Regions from separate parts of the Homo sapiens genome. Here region 2 is linked to region 1. Evidence: chromatin loops called from intact Hi-C (ENCODE). Cell type or tissue: endothelial cell of umbilical vein. All regions are shown on one strand. Each heading gives the region's core, and the rest is flanking DNA. Links, peaks and the distances in the headings are about the cores only. Region 1 overlaps IQGAP2 (IQ motif containing GTPase activating protein 2). Region 2 has its middle 44 kb from the start of F2RL1.

Region 1 (5,379 bases), core at 237-5,236:
CTTCCTAGGAGGAATACTCTTGAAGGAATATTCACCAACATTGCTTTGGATTTAAAAACAAAAACAAAAGTTGGACCCAAAGGATGTGAAACCTGCTGATAATGGATCCACGCGTCATAATATGTTTAAAGAGGAAATACTGATGATAATTAAGTTCTATTTTGGGAAAAAACAAGAACACATATCTTATAGAATCGTTAAAAGTCAGCATCAAAGATATCGCAGTGTGGCAGTATTGCAGACAGAATCACCAATGCAGTATTTACTAAAACTTAGAGGAAAAAAACATGATCTGAGTCTGACCAATGCTACCAAAAATACTTAATGACAAGAAGATAGTGAAGAACACAGTTTATTGACTCATTTCAGTTGTTCAGAGGTCGTACAACTTTTAGGAAAACGACATTGTAGCAATGGATTATTAGTGCTAATTTTGAAGAAAAAAATGAAATTATAGACATACTAAAAATTTATATGCCATGGTTGAAAAGATGTATCAAACTATAAAGCAGCAGCATCGAAGATTTAAAATTTAGAATAAAAATTGATCATGTGGCATCCCAAGATATACCCCAGGTATAACTTTTTGTTATATCAAGCATCAGTCTGTTAAGATTATTAACCAGTGGAAGGTCTAACACTGTTATAAAAAATTGTATTTATTCTAAACAACTGGAATCCAGTTACCTGTTTTATTCAATGAATGCATACATATATGTCTTCTCTTAAAGATATGTATGCATCTTTGGTATGATTTCACTTTTAGCTCTTTAAGTTAACCAACCATTAATTCCAGTTGTACTAGATAAGAGTCATCAGCTGTAGAAGTGACAGTCCAGTCTTTCTTTGCATCTCTCATCGGGCATAAAAGTAAACCCTGTTCATACCCCACATGAAACTTTCTTATAACCCCCTTCTTCCTTTTTTCTCATTCTTCTAGATTTCTGCTCTCTATCCTTAATAGCACTTATCTTGCCTCTCCCACCCCTTTGTCTTTTGCCCCAGAGCATCATTCTGAGTTTGGCCACAGCTCGTTACAGGGGTCTGCCTACTCTGGCCTGGGGAAGAAATGGGAAAGAAGTCTGAGGACCTTATGGCCATTGCAGTCTTTTCCTTGGCAGTCCGAGGGAAGCGGGAGGTGATGCATGTTTTTACAGCAAGCATCCTTGTCCCTTTACATTCTGTGGAGCTCAGGCCTCATGCCTGGTCCTTGCCAGCATCATCCATACATCTCTGCCTCCAAATCCTGAGATCATTGAGCTGCATTCTCTTGCCACCTCAGCACCAAGCTCAGAGATTCCAAAATCATATTGCTAGAAAGAAGTTAAGCCAGTTTCATCCCTCAGCTCTGCTTAAATTTGTTTTTAAACCAAGCCAAAAGGAGACATCCATATTATTTTCTAAAAGATAAAATATCAGAAGCTATTCTATGTGTGCCTTTCAGCTGATGTGTGAAGTGTAACCATAAGAAATATCTCTTGCCAGGACATTATTGAGGAAGTCACAGTAGGTTACATTCGTGAGAATATATGGTCTGCTTCAGAAGAGTTGCTTCTTCGCTTTCAAGCCACAAGCTCAGGACCCATCCTTAGGGAAGAGTTTGAAGCTAGAAAATCATTTTTGCATGAACAAGAAGAGAATGTGGTCAAAATACAGGTATGTGGATCACCTGCCACTGTTTACACAAAACTGTCATATCACCTGAAAATGTTTTATTTGATAATAGAATAGTCAACTACCAGCATTCCTATAAACAAATCTGACTGCATATTTTTACATAATCAGTGCCCCTAGTCTACTTCACTAAGGCTTTAAAATAGGAAGCATTTTGATGATGAATGACTTAACCTATGGTCTTCTAGAGAGCATTTAGGAGCACCGCAGATTTGCACAGATCCACCTGCTGCCAACCTAGTTGGACCCAAAGGGATATACCTTGGATCAGAGTTGAAATCATACCTGACTTGGGGACTTTACAATTTGGCTTTTTTGTGGTTAGTAGATGTTGAGTGGCGTCTTAGTTTCTGTGCTGTTCTAGCCTGAAAGAACAGGAGAACTAATGAAATAAACAGATTTAGCCTCTCTAAGAATGTCTTCTACCTTCTGTAATCTGTCACTCTTCATTTAGGCCTTCAGGAGAAACCTTCATTCCCAATTTTTTTGCTATAAATTGTTCTTAAGTTTGCATGACTTGTCTAAACTTTCTGATTGGCAGGAGAATTTGCCAGGTTTAGATGTTTCTCTTCTGTATTCCTATAGCGCCCCCTACCAGTCACCACACTGGTTTGTGAAAGGCTGTGAGTTTGTTCTTTTTATTGTGAGTTCAAAGGGGTATTATTAACAACTGGTAAAGTCTGATGCTGATGGGTTTTTACTTTGAAGTTTCCTAAATTGAACATTTTTCTGTTGAAGACCTTCTTTTTTGTGTGGTCACTGGTGAACTCATCTGCTTTTCCCACCTAACTGTAATGTCCAAGGCAGAAAATGAATTTTACAAACATTTGTCTTCTTGTATCTTGCACATGATAGGTGCTTACATATTTAAATTTGCTTGGAGCTTAAGATATTATTAGCAAAGCAGAAATAATTAATTTTATAAAAGAAATTTCTACTATAAATCTGACACTCAAAGGATTTTTCTAGGTGGGCCAATGAGTTTACAATGTATTCCTTTAAACAAATAGTAGGCAAAACACACAGGAAGTGAACAAAAGCCTAAAAATAGTCATCTACACTGATGAGACTCTAATTTTGCACAAATTTCACGTGTCAGCCAATATAAAATTGGGACCCCACACTCTCCAGTCTCAGGTCACACAGCAGTGTTGCAGTTGGAAGATATACCACAGAGCCCACCAGTACAGAATCCCTCTATATTAGAAACCAGGGCTGAAGGATGAGAGAAATGGGGTAAGGACAGGAACGATCATTTGGAGCCTTTTTCCTCCACCTCAGCAGAGGCAAAAGAATTGACGAAGCAGCCATCAAACCATGAAGTCACCTCACCACGCCTTTTTTTCAGTCTTCTGACAATTTTCCAAAACAGAGGGCATGAGGCCTAAAGGTAAGCCTACTTTACAGATGTGGACCAGAAGTGAATAATACAGTTAATAGGAACCTGCTGACCCATAAAACCAAGAGACTGTGAACCAAAAGGTGTCATGCTAATCTCATTTCTCACCAAAGTGGCTGGTTCACCTTCAAGTAGGAAAATGTTCTGATATCTGAGAAGGTCCCCTACGTAAAACACTGTGAGCTTCCTAGCTGGCTGAACTGCCCCCCAGACACAGTAGTCTTAACACATTTGGAGAGAAATACAAAGGCAAAACTCCTAGGCCGAGGCCAGCTATACTCCGGCTACACCACCCTCCCTGCCATCAGTGGTCTGCCAAGGAAATGAGTAGTGGTACAGAGAATGTGCAGCATGATCAACATCCAGCATTCTGTCTCAAGTGCTTATGGAGTTAACTGGGAGGTGCCCAGGTCAATATAGAGGAAGTCAAGGAGAATCTACATAGCCATATTATTTTTGAGCAGTTAGAAGTCCCCGATAAAATTGCCTGAGTGAGCCAGAAAAAAAAATCTGTTCATAAACAAAAAAGATTTTATATCAGAAATAGAAAAAGGAATGTAACTTGTAAAATATAAGTGGAGTAGATATCTAGAGTTACTCTTCCAGAAGACAGGAGAAAATTTTATACTGAAGCTGCTTTATACTGTCAAGGAATTTGATAAGACATGGACTTAATGAAATAAGAAGACAATAGAATAATAAAATGAAAAGACAGCTGACAGCTAAGGAGAGGAAGAGAAATAATGATGTTATAGAATGTAAATGAATTTATAACTGCAGAATGCAAATTAGACACTGAACATAATTGGAGCAGACACAAAAAACTTCAGAAAAATCCACAAAAGATGAGAGAAAGAATAGATGACTAAAAACACACTTTCTCATCTGAAAAATATAATGCCCATTTTATTGCAGGGTGGTGAAGACTGACTGGAATAATTCACATAACAGATGTTTCCTAGTATTTGCTTCTCAAGTGCTTGATAAACTTTAGAAATGGTAAGATGATAGAGATAATGACTCAGAAGGCAGATAATGGGGATCCAATATTGATATTGTTGGTGTGGCACAGGAAAACATCAGAAAAAAATGAAATAGGATTAGAGTAGGTAACTACAGGAGGAAGTTTTTTTCATGAACTGAAGAAAGCTAGTATACTACTTTTTAGGAAAGGACATAATAGTGGCAAACACCAAAACTTAGCCCTGAGAATTAATGAATTATTGAACTTCAGCTCAGGGAGTGCCACAAGCATCCTGGTGAAGAAAAACAAGCTACTCTGAAGGAACTTCACTTCGCCAGGAGCAGTGGCAGAGTCTGTGGGCCAAGAGGAAGGGGATGGCCTGGGAGAGTCGGTCCTCAGTTGTTTTAATGTAACCGACTGCTCTTATAGATGGCTGGATTTTTTTTACCTTTGAGGAGAGGGAGAAGAGGTAAATGTTTAGGGCTTTCTTGGCTAACCGAGATCACACAAGTATTCTGTGCATCAGAAGTTGGCATTGGTAATTTGAATATCTCTATACTGAGTGTCCAGTTATCAAGCATAGCAGCCAGTGTATCAAGCCAGATTTCCCAGAGAGTAATAGTTAAAGTCTATAAAATAGAGCAATGACCTCTGAGGTCTAAGCGTTTTGACAGACTTCTTTTATACAGATACTCTGCACAGAAAATATATTTATGGTACTAGAAAACAAAACAAATAAGATGGCTATTATAAATTTTCCCACAAGTTCCCATACCAGGCAGGAGAATGAGACTGCCATTTTTGTAAATCCTTTTTTTTTTTTTTTTTTTTTTGAGACAGAGTCTTGCTCTGTCGCCCAGGCTGGAGTGCAGTGGCACCATCCCAGCTCACTGCAACCTCCACCTCCTGGGTTCAAGTGATTCTCATGCCTCAGCTTCCCAAGTAGCTGGGATTACTGGCATGCGCCACCACACCCAGCTCATTTTGGTATTTTTTATAGAGACAGAATTTCACCATGTTGGCCAGGCTGGTCTTGAACTCTTGGCCTCGAGTGATCTGCCTGCCTCGGCTTTCCAAAGTGCTGGGATTATAGGCATAAGCCACCACACCTGGCCTGTAAATCCCATCTGTCTGTAATTTTCAAAGTTTCTTTATATCAACTGTATACCCATATTTGCTTATAATAAACAGCCTCTAATTAGAGAAGAGATTACAATGTCATGGCTATGCACAAGAGTTCTGTTGTTAGGACATAATAGGAAAAGCTCATCTCAAAGGAACTAAAACTTACAGACTAAAAAAAGAAAAACAGAATTTTGGCAAATGAAAGATGAGGCATGTA
Region 2 (5,379 bases), core at 112-5,111, 130 kb after region 1:
TTCAAAGAACCTAGTTAACTTTGCAAAACTGCTATGTAAACATGGTAGCAATAGTTTGTGTGTATTTAGCAAAACAGAGTTAAACACAGTACTTGTATTTATGAAAACAAATAAAAAGGCAAAAAAAAACCCCAACAACCTATATTTATATAAAACAGATTCCAATTCAAGAAGGTAAACTTAGCATGTAGGTTTGTCATTCTTCTTAAGATACTAATGAAGCGATAAAGAATTTAAAAGAGTATAAATCCATAGTCACAAAGATGATGAGGCATGATTTGGGCATCAGCAGTTGAGAGATTTCAACACATTTCTGGGAGATGAAAAGAGAACATGAATTGTAGACAGAGGGAGTGGAGTAGGGGGTTATGTGTGGGAGCAGACTCTGGAGGAGTGAGACTTCTCCGCCCAGACAGGGTGTGGACTGGAGTCTGCATGAGAGGAGAGGAAAACAGAGAAAGGGACTGAAAATAGGATGCTAAACACCGAGATTTTCAAAATGCTGTGGATAATTTTTTAGGACCTAGAATTCCTTATCATCTAAACCAGGTATCAAAAGTAAAGGCAGATAATGACATTTTCAAACTGCCAGGATTCAGCACGTTTACTTACTACATACTCTTTCTTAATGAAGTTCCTTGAGGATGCACTTCAATAAAAAAAAAAGGAGCGGGGAGTGGAGTGGGGGAGGAAATTGAGAAAGAAAAATATGAGGCAATGAAGAAACAAGCCAGGTTGAGAGCTATACAAATTATAACAAATGTCAGATGTCAGGCCGGGCTTGGTGGCTCACGCCTATAATCCCAGCACTTTGGGAGACTAAGGCAGGCAGATCGCTTGAGCCCAGGAGTTCGAGACAAGACTGGGCAACATGGTGAAACCCCATCTCTACCAAAAATACAAAAAAATTAGCCAGGTTGGTGGCGCACACCTGTAGTGCCAGCTGCTAGGGAGGCTGAAGTGGGAGGATCACATGAACTCGGGAAGTTGGGGCTGCAGTGAGCCAAGTCCAGCCTGGACAACAGAGACCCCATCTCAAAAAAACAAACAGGCCAGTTGCGTGGCTCACGCCTGTAAACCCAGCACTTTGGGAGGCCGAGGCGGGCAGATCATGAGGTGCAGTTCGAGACCAGCCTGGCCAACATAGTGAAACCCTGTCTCTTCCAAAAATACAAAAATTAGCTGGGCATGGTGGTGTGTGTTTGTAGTCCCAGCTACTGGGGAGGCTGAGGCAGGAGGAGTGCTTGAACCTGGGAGGCAGAGGTTGCAGTGACCCAAGATCGTGCCACTGCACTCCAGCCTGGGCGACAGAATGAGACTCAATCTCAAAAAAAAAAAAAAAAAAAAAAAAAAAAAGGAATGAAAAACACAAACGAGGGCCGGGTGTGGTGGCTCATGTGTGTAATCCCAGCACTTTGGGAGGCCGAGGCGGATGGATCACCTGAGATCAGGAGTTCAAGACCAGCCTAGCCAACATGGTGAAACCCCATCTCTACTAAAAATACAAAAAATTAGCTGGGCATGGTGGCGGGCGCCTGTAATTCCAGCTACTCAGGAGGCTGAGGCAGGAGAATCGCTTGAACCCGGGAGGCAGAGGTTGCAGTGAGCCGAAATTGCGCCACTGCACTCCAGCCTCTCCAGCCTGGGCAACAAGAGAAAAACTCCGTCTCAAAAAAAAAAAAAAAAAAAAAAGAAAGAAAGAAAAACACAAACGAATGTCTGTGGGCTGCAGGAATACTTACTTGCAAGAAGAAATATACTGGATTCCAGGCAATATATAAAGCAAGTAAGGAACTGAAAAAACAAAAACAAAAAACCAATCTGGAAGAATGTGGTGGCAAAAGCATGTTTCTTTCATTAAGAAAGGTAATGCCGCCTGGCGCAGTGGCTCACACCTGTAATCGCAGCACTTTGGGAAGCTGAGGCGGGCGGATCACCTGAGGTTGGGAGTTTGAGACCAGCCCTACCAAAATGGAGAAACCCCGTCTCTACTAAAAATACAAAATCAGCAGGGCGTGGTGGCGCATGCCTGTAATCCCAGCTACTCGGGATGCTGAGGCAGGAGAGTTGCTTGAACCCGGGAGGCGGAAGTTGCGGTGAGCCGAGATCACGCCATTGCATACCAGCCTGGGCAACAAGAGCTAAACTCCATCTCAAAAAAAAAAAGAAAAAGAAAGAAAGGTAATGCCTAAGCTGGGCGCGGTGTTCACGCCTGTAATCCCAGCACTTTGGGAGGCCGAGGCGGGTGGATCACGAGGTCAGGAGACTGAGACCATCCTGGCTAACACGGTGAAACCCCGTCTCTACTAAAAATACAAAAAATTAGCCGGGCGTGGTGGTGGGCGCCTGTAGTCCCAGCTACTTGGGAGGCTGAGGCAGGAGAATGGCGTGAACCCGGGAGGCGGAGCTTGCAGTTAGCTGAGATCGCGCCACTGCACTCCAGCCTGGGCGACAGAGCGAGACTCCGTCTCAAAAAAAAAAAAAAAAAAAAAAAAAAAAAAAGTAAAAAGTAAAATTTTAAAGAAAACAAATTTCCCAAGCATTTCTCAGTTTGCTTTTGAGAAATGATTACGGTCATTTCCTTTAAGTGGTTAGTTCAGTGAATTATAGCTTTTTGTTAATTTGATTTCACAGCACAGTTTTGAAAATCACCCCAAAAAGTACTGCATGGCTTGAGCTGGCTTTTAACAGAATAAAATTCAATTCTGCTTTGAAGTCTTTATGACCTCCTTTACAGAAATGGTGACATTGTGGGGTTCTGAGCGCACCCTGAAATCACAGGTCTTGTGTGACACTGTGAAAATTACCCAGAACCCTGGGCACCCACTCCTCCACTACGGAAGTCACCAATGCTGGCAAATAGCATAACGGGCTTGTGGCGCCCCCTACTGTCCACTAGGCAAACTGCATCACCTTCCTGAGCTACGTTCCAGGGTGAAGTTAAAAAAGAAATCTGCACTTGGAAAGACTGCATGAAGGCAGTGTCAGGCACGTGTATTTATTTACGTTCTTTAATCAATAGATATGATTTCCAAAATTATTTACATAACAATTTGGGAAATTTGAACGTAAGATGGATATTAGATGATTTGGGAATATTAAGTAATTTTCAAGCCTGGGACCGACACCTGTATGGGAGCTGAGGCAGGAGGGTCACTTAAGTGCAGAAGTTCGAGACAGACAACACAGTGAGGCACCGTCTCTACAAAAAGTTAAAAAAAAAATTAACCAGGTGTGGTGGCAGGTGTCTGGTCCCAGCTACGTAGGAGGCTGAGGTGGGAGGATTACTAGAGCCTAGAGGCCGAGGCTGCAGTGAGTGATGATTGTACCACTGTATATCAGCCTGGATCAGAGTGAGACTCTATCTCTAAATAAATAATGATAATTTTGTTTTGTTTTGTTTTTTTGAGATGGAGTCTTGCCCTGTTGCCCAGGCTGGAGTGCAGTGGCACGATCTCAGCTCACTGCAACCTCCACCTCCTGGGTTCAAGCAATTTTGTCTCAGCCTCCCAAGTAGCTGGGATTACAGGCCCACACCACCACACCTGGCTAATTTTTGTATTTTTAGTAGAGACAGGGTTTCGCCATGTTGGCCAGGCTGGTCTCAAACTCCTTACCTCAAGTGATCCAATCGCCTCGGCCTCCGAAAGTGCTGGGATTACAGGCATGAGCCACAGCTCTCGGCCAATGATAATAATTTTTAAAAAGCAAACTTCTACTAATGAATATCTACATAGAGTGTCCTTATTTTAAGAGATGCATGCTGAAGTTTTTAGGGATAAAATGTCATAATATCTGCAACCAACTGTCAAATGGCTTTAACTCTCATTCAGAGCGAAAGCCAAAGCCCTACGATGACCTACAAGGCCACGTTTAATCTTCACCACCCCTCTTCTCTGTCCTCATCTCCTCCTCCAATCCCTCCTTCTCCCAGCACCAGCCACACTGACCTTTTCAATCATCTGCATACTCTGGCCTCTTCACACCCACTTCCCTGGGCCCAAGATGCCCTTCTCATTAGAGTCTGCATTGCTGGCTCCCTCACTGCCTTCCTACCTCTCTTCAAGAGACTTCTTTTTTTTTTTTCCTTCTTTTTTTGTGAGACAGAGTCTTACTCTGTCACCCAGGCTGGAGGGCAGTGGCAGGATCACAGCTCACTGCAGCCTTGAACTCCTAGGCTCAAGCAGATCTTCCCACCTCAGCCTCCGAAGTAGCTGGGACTGCAGGCACCGGCCACCATGCCTGGCTAATGTTTTTATTTTTTGTACAGGTGGAATCTGCCCATGTTGCTCAGGCTGGTTTCAAAATCCTGGACAGGAGATCCTCCCGCCTCAACCTCCCCACATGTTGGGATTACAGGTGTGAGCCACCTTGTCCGGCCACAAAGATATCTTAGTGACACTTCCTGGCCACAGGCTAAAATTTAATCTACCACTTACCTGCGTTGTTTTCTCTTCTTCGCTCTTAATACAATTTAATGCACTAAAATTTCACTTATCTTTTTTATTGTCTGTGTTGCCCAAAACATCAGTTTACATAAAAGCTTTGATAGTGGTTGTGTTCATTGCTGTATCCACTGGACCTAAACTAGTAACCAGAATATACTTAAAACTCATCTTATATACAATGAGTGAAAAAATAAAAAGCAGTGTGTGGGCTCAAATTTTTACTCTTATAGTCAATTTGCAAATTTTGTTTTAGACTGTGGCATGTACAATGTGTGAAAGATGCCATCTGTTGATGATTGGCAGATTTGACTGGTTTGTGCTCTGAATTAAGAATAATTTACTTTTTCCAATATAAGCTTTAAGTTGAGCCTTTCTAAGTTAAAAAAAAAATCTTCCATCGTATGTCTTTTAGGTACCATTGACATCTTTCCAGGCTTTCACGACAAATTCAAAGGTCAGTGATGGCTATACACCCCCTGAGATGGGGTAGCCGGGTTATGGGTGATTTTTGTCTATCTTTAGTAAACATAAAATTTCACCCAAAATTGTTTCTAGAACAAACATAAATATAAGAGTAGGATATTAGGGCCAGGCGCAGTGGCTCATGCCTATAATCCTAGCACGTTGGGAGGCCGAGGTGGGCGGATCACTTGAGGTCAGGAGTTCAAGACCAGCCCTGCCATCATGGTGAAACCCCATCTCTACTAAAAATACAAAAATTAGCCGGGCGTGGAGGCGCGTGCCTGTAATCCCAGCTACTCGGGAGGCTGAGGCAGGAGAATTGCTTGAACCCGGGATGTGGAGGTTGCAGTGAGCCGATATTGTGCCATTGCACTCCAGCCTGGGGTATGACAGTGAAACACTGTTTCAAAAAAAAAAAAAAAAAAAAAAGGAGTAGGATGTTAGATAAGTTCAGGGATGATAAAGCCAT

What was found. Peaks named below come from ENCODE experiments on the same cell type or tissue, not always from the same donor. Only the 100,000 strongest peaks of a DNase experiment are listed, where the experiment ranks them.
Region 2: a loop joins it to region 1, with 11 times the contacts of the local background. A loop is called at or near these places in 12 of 110 quality-filtered maps.

The regions. Positions count from the first base shown.
Region 1 is chr5:76,639,448-76,644,826 of GRCh38, forward strand. IQGAP2 (IQ motif containing GTPase activating protein 2) reads left to right here. Exons shown (of 36, transcript NM_006633.5): 17 at 1,486-1,656. Among named protein-coding and RNA genes, the nearest start is that of F2RL2, 19 kb to the left of the region's middle. In endothelial cell of umbilical vein, for the core only: a CTCF peak has its summit at 2,272; DNase peaks (open chromatin) are centred at 2,264, 3,374 and 4,124; H3K27ac peaks cover 2,755 bases.
Region 2 is chr5:76,771,868-76,777,246 of GRCh38, forward strand. No RefSeq gene overlaps it. Among named protein-coding and RNA genes, the nearest start is that of F2RL1, 44 kb to the right of the region's middle. RefSeq lists an enhancer at 993-1,492. In endothelial cell of umbilical vein, for the core only: a CTCF peak has its summit at 2,889 (motif pointing left); a DNase peak (open chromatin) is centred at 2,874.